3 separate regions of the Homo sapiens genome follow, and regions 1 and 3 are each linked to region 2. A link is a loop called in an ENCODE intact Hi-C map of the cell type or tissue named here. Cell type or tissue: heart right ventricle. All regions are shown on one strand.

What was found. Hi-C counts contacts between places; a loop is a spot of excess contacts. Peaks named below come from ENCODE experiments on the same cell type or tissue, not always from the same donor. Only the 100,000 strongest peaks of a DNase experiment are listed, where the experiment ranks them.
Region 1: a loop joins it to region 2, with 4 times the contacts of the local background. A loop is called at or near these places in 59 of 110 quality-filtered maps.
Region 3: a loop joins it to region 2, with 8 times the contacts of the local background. A loop is called at or near these places in 38 of 110 quality-filtered maps.

Annotation. Positions count from the first base shown.
Region 1 is chr4:73,728,791-73,731,290 of GRCh38, reverse strand. No RefSeq gene overlaps it. Among named protein-coding and RNA genes, the nearest start is that of INKILN, 9.0 kb to the right of the region's middle. In heart right ventricle, CTCF peaks have their summits at 1,324 and 1,536 (motif pointing left); a DNase peak (open chromatin) is centred at 1,560.
Region 2 is chr4:74,133,037-74,135,536 of GRCh38, reverse strand. The region is part of intron 1 of LOC105377277 (a long non-coding RNA gene); the gene reads left to right. It also overlaps a transcript of MTHFD2L not described here. Among named protein-coding and RNA genes, the nearest start is that of MTHFD2L, 24 kb to the left of the region's middle. In heart right ventricle, CTCF peaks have their summits at 884 and 1,087 (motif pointing right); a DNase peak (open chromatin) is centred at 1,126; H3K27ac peaks cover 307 bases.
Region 3 is chr4:73,592,401-73,594,900 of GRCh38, reverse strand. It overlaps RASSF6 (Ras association domain family member 6), which reads left to right. Exons shown (of 11, transcript NM_177532.5): 4 at 1,308-1,450. Among named protein-coding and RNA genes, the nearest start is that of RASSF6, 27 kb to the left of the region's middle. In heart right ventricle, a CTCF peak has its summit at 1,059 (motif pointing left); no DNase peak of the experiment used is centred here.

The sequences.
Region 1 (2,500 bases), 400 kb after region 2:
AGACAAGCGTGGTGACTAGTGGTCAAATTCTGGATAATTTAAGGTAGAGACAGCACAAAACCCTGAAGGATTAGGTATAAGACATGAGAAAAAGACAAAAGTCACAGACGATGAAGACTTCAGGTGTGAGCAATTGGAAGGATGGAGCAACTAAACTAAAGTTGCAGAATTATTTGAATGTGGGGCAACTCTTGCTTGATAGAGCTCTTCTGACCACATCCTCAGTGGATATCCTCAATTAGGCAATTAGGCCCATAGTTGTGTGACCCAGTGGCTATGGCTGGTGGTGGAAATAATGAGGAGGCACGGAGGCAGATAGAGGGGTGGGGGGCAGGGTAATATTTATTGTCTTCCAGCTCCTGTACTGGGTTCTTTATAAAAGTTAATTCATTTAATTCTCATCACAAATTTATGTGCTTGGCGCTATTATCTCCATTTTTATGTTTAAGAAAACAGGCTCAGGGAGTTAAAATTGTACACACATAGCAAGCAAGCAGCTGGACCCAAACCTGAATTTAAATCAGCACCCAGGTCTCTGGCCCCAAAGCTTGAGCTCTCTTCCCTCTGCAGAATGAAGTCCAGCCTGGGTAGAGCTCTGGCAGCCCACTTAGTGTTCATGTCCCAGTGGCCCAAGTCTTGAAAACTAGTTTAACAAAACTCTTTTAAGCTTAGTAAATAAGGTTGCAAGAGCATCAGGAAAAGTTTCTGACGGGTCTGAATTTTGTGCTTAAAAGGGTGAAACATGCCCAGTGACCTCACCTCCATTAAATCTATTCAATGACATCTGTGGTTTGTAAACAGTTCATCAAATGGGCGGGGTGGGAGGAGTATATTTGTCCAGGGCTTTGCATTCACAAAAACCCTTAAAGCTGATCTTCAGTGTTATTAACAAATAAGGTCAAGCTGCCAGCCAGAGATATTTTGATAAGATTGAAAACAGAAGACACATAATACTTAACTTTAAAATCTTATCCTGTCCTGAACATAGAATCTGAGTATACTACGAAGTGCTTATACTTTTAATACCACAAATACATTGCAATATATTTGTGCAATCTAAACATGTTAATTTATTAAATATAGGCAGTTAATGTATTTGTAAAAGTTTTATAATTTTGTTGTGACATTTCTCTTCTTTCTCTTTAAAATATTGATATTATTTAAAAAGAAGAATAAGAAAAGAAAGGCGATGACTCAGGCCCACCTTGACCTTCACAAGGGCTCTGTAGTAGAAACTTACAACACAACAAGCCACCACCTACCTTAATAAATATACCACAGTGAGGGAAAAAGAAATTCAGGAAAAATGACATATTTTTCTCTTTTCTGTGGTAAGTAAGTGTCCAAGTACAGGTCTTAAGCTCTGCACAAATTCCAACTTGGATGTTTTTGGAATCTTGGAGCTTGGTAAGGTAACGTATAGTAAGCCCTTAATCATATCTAGTTGGCAATATAGAAAGATTTCTAAAAGGAAAAGGCTCAAACAAGAAATCCTTCTGATAGTCAGTGTATCCCAGTATAAGCCCCACCTTGTGGTCAGAAGGCAGCACTGTCACACTCCCATCCACAGAAGAACTGCTGAAAGGCAGGGCTGGGAGAGTTTCAGTAAATGCAGCCAGAATCTTAGGCAAGCACGTTGTCCTCTATTTCTCAGCTTTTCTCATTTCTGTGGAATGGTACCAGTTCACTTGCTCATTTCCTCTGTGTATGTGTATGTGTGTGCTGTTGTTGGATTTAAACACTGGAGCTTGTCATTTTCTGCATCCACCTCCTCCCAGTTTCATCTTCATTGGAACTTCCACGTCTCTGAAATTAGGCCTCCCAGCAGGGCCCAGTAGCTCACACCTATAATCCCAGCACTTTCGGAGGCCGAGATGGGTGGATCGCCTAAGGTCATGAGTTCGAGACCAGCTTGGCCAACTTGGCAAAATCCCGTCTCTACTAAAAATACAACAATTATCTGAGTGTGGTGGCAGGCACCTGGAATCCCAGCTACTCAGGAGGCTGAGGCAAGAGAATCACTTGAACCCAGGAGCCAGAGGCTGCATTGAGCCAAGATTGCACCACTGCACTCTAGCCCGGATATCAGAGTAAGACTCCATCTCAAAGAAAAGAAAAAGACAAAAAAAAAAAAAAGAAAGAAAGAAAGAAATTACACCTCCCAGGTTAAAACAAACCTGTTTCTTCTTCCATTTACAGTGTTAGGATCAAGAGGACTTGATCAGAATCCCCTTAGTTTGTGAACACCACGAAGACTGAGGTGCAGCCTCAGCAACACTGGCTGGTCAGAGACACTTGTGGCTGTGGACTCTGTGTGTGTGTGTGTGTGTGTGTGTGTGTGTGTGTGTGTGTGTGTGTGTGTGTTGGGAAGGAAGGCAGTCTATCCATCTGTTCAGGGTGAGGAAAGGTGAAAGAAGGATGTGAGAAGGGACAGAAGGAGAATAATTTTTAAAAAGATGGAGAGGGGAAAAAAGGAGACAGAAAGGAAACCTATGCTGAG
Region 2 (2,500 bases):
GTGAGCTTTTCTTTGATGGGAGACTTTTTATTATGGCTTTGATTTCATAACTCATTATTGGCTTATTGAGGTTTTCTATTTGTTGATGGTTCAATATTGGTAGGTTGCATGTGTCCAGGAATTTATCCATTTCTTCTATATTTTCCAATTTGTTGGCATGTAATGGTTCCTAATTGTTTCTAATGATTCTTAGTATTTCTGAGGTCTCAGTTGTCATGTGTCCATTTTTGTTCCTACTTTTATTTATTTGGGTCTTCTCTCTTTTTTTCTTATTCTGGCTAAAGATGATTTGGAGCTCCTTTATATGCTGCTTGCTTCTTTTCTCTTGCTGCCATTACAGTTTTATCTTTATGCTTGATCTTTGACAGTTTGATTAGTAAATACCTTCATTAGTCTTATTTGACTAATGTGATGCTCTAAGGCCTTCCTGTACCTGAATATTTATATCTTTCTCATGTTTTGGAAAGTATTCTCTTATTATTTCTTTGAATAAGCTTTCTACCCTTGCTCCTGCTCTGCTCTCTCTTGAACATCAATAATTTTTAGATTTTGTCTTTGAGGTAATTTTCTATATCTTGTAAGTGGCCTTCTCTCATTTTCATTCTTTTTTTCTTTTCTCTCCTCTGTTTATTTTTTAACAGCCAGTCTTTGAGCTCATTGATTCTCTTCTCTGCTTGACCTATTCTGTGGTTGAGATCCCCTGAAGAGTTTCTTAGTTCAGCAAATGTAGTTCTTAGTTACAAGATTTCTGCTTATCATTATTTCAATTTCCTTGTTAAATTTCTCTGATAAATATCTGAGTTGCTTTTCTGTGTTATCTTAGAGATAACAAAGTTTCCTTAAAACAGCTGTTTTGAATTCTTGGTCAGAGAGTTCACAAATCGCCATCTCAGGAGGGTCAGTCGCTGGAACTTTGCTTTGTCTAGAAGGTTATGGTTCCATGTTTGCTGTTGTTTCTTGTGGGTATACATCTATGTATTTGTATTAATAATTATTTAGTCCAGCTTTATCTGTCTAGTTTGGTTTGGTTTTTATTGAATACAGTTGCTTATGAATCTTAACTGCCAGCTTGCTGCCTTGTTTTCGGCTCTAGATGGCGCCATAAGCCTATGTTTACCTTGACTTTTGCAAATGGCCATGGCACTGCCTGTCCCATAAGGAGGAGGACCAAAGGGATTACCCTAGCACTGTGGGAAGGCCGGCCACGGGTGTGTTCCCAGGGGACTTGTGGAACATACTTGCTACATGATTTCTACTGATTTGGCATCTCCTTTGGTCAAGTTACAAGGAGTTTTTACGGCTGAGGATGGTAGTCCTGGCTTCCCTATTTGTCTTTGCCAGCCTTCACAGACATTTCTCCCTCCAGGCAGTCACAGTGCTACCTGTGGTTTAAGGCAAAGGCAGGTCTCCTGGCAGGAAACCGAAGAAGATGGGAAAGCTGGTTGACAATCTCAATTTCACGTTTTTCAGTGCAGAAACCATGAGTTGAGGGCAGATTTTTCATACTGCTGATGCCTGGTGTAATGCAGGGAAGAGGCCTCATGGATGTAGAATCTGGTTCTCCTACCATCTGCTCAGAATGTTTCCACTTCTCTGTACCTACAGGAACTGTCTCATCCTCATACAGGATCTCTGGGTTGCTGCTGGTGAAGATCTTGCTGCTGTGTATTTCTTTTTGGTTTCTGGTGGAGGGGAGAGAAGCAAGCTTGCTTCTATGCTGCCATTTTGGGATTAGAAAACCGATATGTGAACTTTATAACTAAGAATTCAAAATAGCAATTTTAAGGAAACTCAGTGACCTACAAGATAACATAGAAAAACAATTCAGATACTTATCAGAGAAATTTAACAAGAAAATTGAAATAATAATTTAAAAATGAAACAGAAATCTTGGAACGGAGAACCACATTTGCTGAATTGAAACACTCTTTAGAGGATCTCAATAACAGAATGGGTTAGAGAAAAGAATCAGTGAGCTCAAAGACTGGCTATTAAGAAAATACAGTCCAAAGAAAGAAAAGAAAAAAACAATAAAAAGAAATGAAGGCCACCTTTAAAATATAGAAAATTACCTCAAAAGACCAAATCTAAAAATTATTGGTGTTTAAGGGGGAGCTGAGCAAGAGCAAGGGGAGAAAAGCTTATCCTAAGAAATAATAACAGAGCACTTTCCAAAACTCATGAAAGACAGAAATATCTAGATATAGAAAGGTCAGGGAACACCAAACAGATTCAACCCAAGTAACACTAACCAAGGCATATAATAATTGAACTTTCAAATATCAAAGACAAAGAGAAGATCCAGAAAGCAGCAAAAGAGTAAAATAACAAAGCAACTCCAGTTCATCTGGCAACAGACTTCACAATGGAAACCATGTAGGCCAGAAGGAAATAGGGCAGCATTAACAAAGAGAAATTGTCTTTCACAGACAAAAGCTAAGAGAATTCACCACTACTAGACCCGTCTTGCAAGAAATGCTAAAGGGAATTCTTCAACCTG
Region 3 (2,500 bases), 540 kb after region 2:
AACAACCTCAGCAGAGTAGTGGGTTTTGTTTTTCTTTTCAGAGATTCTATAAGTTTTTGATACAAAGGCTTAATTGAGTTCTAGTTAGGCAGAGAAAGAATGCTGTCCACCATTAACTATATAATCTATATCATATACAGTCATTTCAAGGAATAAATTGTGTTTGATTGTTGAAAACAACTGATTGGTAACCTGACCTCTTAGTAATCTGAAATGTAAAGTCAAAAGTGGAAGAAGTGCAAAACTTTGTTTCAGGAGTGATTCCAAAGCAAGTTTATCAGCCAAAGAAATAATAAACAGTAATATAGAGCACCTATTGAATGCCAGGCGCTGTGAATTAGGGGTTATCATAATGTCTGTTTTTCACATGAGAAAGCCCAAGTTTAAAGGTAGCCAGTGACTTGTCCAAGGCCACAACTAGGAAGTGGCAGAGCCAGGGTTTGAGCACAGGTCTGTCTGATTCCAGAGTCTGGAGTTTTCATTATGCTCTCAAATAAGAATTGAGTGTTTAAATGTTGTCTAACAATTGATTCTTCATAATATTAATAATAGTTAATGAATGTTAAAATAGGTATTGGGTGGCTGGCATATGACTTTTGTTAGTTTCTACATTTTCCAAAGTTTCTATAACAGAAAACATTACTTTAACATTGGAAAAGCACTTTCATATATATAATGATTATTTATGCTTTAATTCAAAACTTTCCACAAAATTTATGTTAAATTTGTCTCCTTCTTCTGCTATACTACAGTATTTCTAATTTTAAAGAAATTCTTCAAATGCTATTGTTTTTACAAAAAATATATCTATGTTTTGAATTTTTACAGCGTGTTTTCACACGTGTTATTTTACTTGTTTTGCATAACTTTGTGAGTTAAATTTTTTTCTGTTCAGCAATGAGGAAATAGCTGCTAAATCTTTAAATAGATGTTTTTTTCTAATTTCTAGTTCAGCATAATTTTTAAATCTGCTTTAATTTTAAATTAAACAAAATTAGAGAATTAAAATTCCACTTAATGGAAGAATCAGAGTTCAGAAAGCATTTTGACATACTGTGCCCTCTGGTGGACATGCCATTACCATTATGATTTACTCACTTTGCTGGGTATAGCTGTTTTCAAAAATAAAAGAATGTTTCAAAAATAGAATTGCTTTGTAGATAAATTGGAAAGCCAAACAACAACCCTGGCGTTTCTTTTTAATCTATTTAGGTTTCTTACGCACTTAATTTCTACATCTTCGTTAAAACATTTACCGTCTATAAATAATACAAAAACAATTGGGGGATTATTCATTTCTTCCTTAGACTGAAGATGGCAAACTAATTGTTGAAGGAATGCTGGACATTTTCTGGGGAGTAAAACGACCTATACAGCTAAAAATACAAGATGAGAAGCCATTCTCTTCTTTTACTAGTATGAAGTCATCAGACGTCTTCTCCAGCAAAGGGTAAGCTATCTTTCATGTTTTTAATTCCTCAGAAGATGATCTTCATATCTAGTTTTATTGCGTGCACTCTTAAGGAGGGAAACTTAAGCTTGTGTAAAACTGATTACACACAATCTCATTTAATTTCCCAGCAATGGCCGGGCACGGTGGCTCACACCTGTAATCCCGGCACTTCGGGAGGCCAAGGCAGGTGGATCACCTGAGGTCAGGAGTTCGAGACCAGCCTGGCCAACATGATGAAACCCTGTCTCTACTAAAAATACAAAAATTAGCTGGGCGTGGTGGCAGCCGCCTGTAATCCCAGCTACTCGGGAGGCTGAGGCAGGAGAATCGCTTTAATCCGGGAGGCGGAGTTTGCAGTGAGCCGAGATTGCGCCATTGCACTCCAGCCTGAGCAACAGAGTGAGACTTTGAAAAAAAAAAAAAAAAAATCCCAGCAACTCAATGAAGTTGGTGTTCAGAAACTAGGGCTCTTCAAGATTAACTAATTTGTGCAAGATCCCCAATTACGATGTGGCAGAACTGGACTGGGCCTTACTTCTGTCTGGGGTCCACAGCCTGTGGTCTTGACTCCTCTGCTCTGCTACTTCTCTCCTGGAGACTGCATTCCTTCATTGGAAAAGGCAAAATGTAAAGTCAGAATTTGATTTACCCTGGCCTGGTCTCCAAAATAAGAGGATAAAATCTAAATGTCTTCTTTCCTTGGAACAAAGGGCTCATTGTGCTTTCTACCAAGGAAACTTAATGATGTTCCATCTGATTGTCCCAATCCTGTTCAACAGAGCACCCTGAAATGCACTTGAAGTTAAATAAATGCACAAAACAGTCCCTTGTGTGGGCTTATGCAAGTGTCCCTTGGATATCCAGGTTGGGCTGATTTTTTCCTTACCCCTTTACAAGTTTCAGAAAAATTAATAAATATTCTCAGCAAGAAACATACCTGTATAAAAGTTCCTTTCATCCTTTTTTTCCATCCCTTCTTCCTTTTTAGTCCTTACCTCTCCAGCTCAACCCACTGTGTATATACATTGAGATACCAAGCCTTCTTTT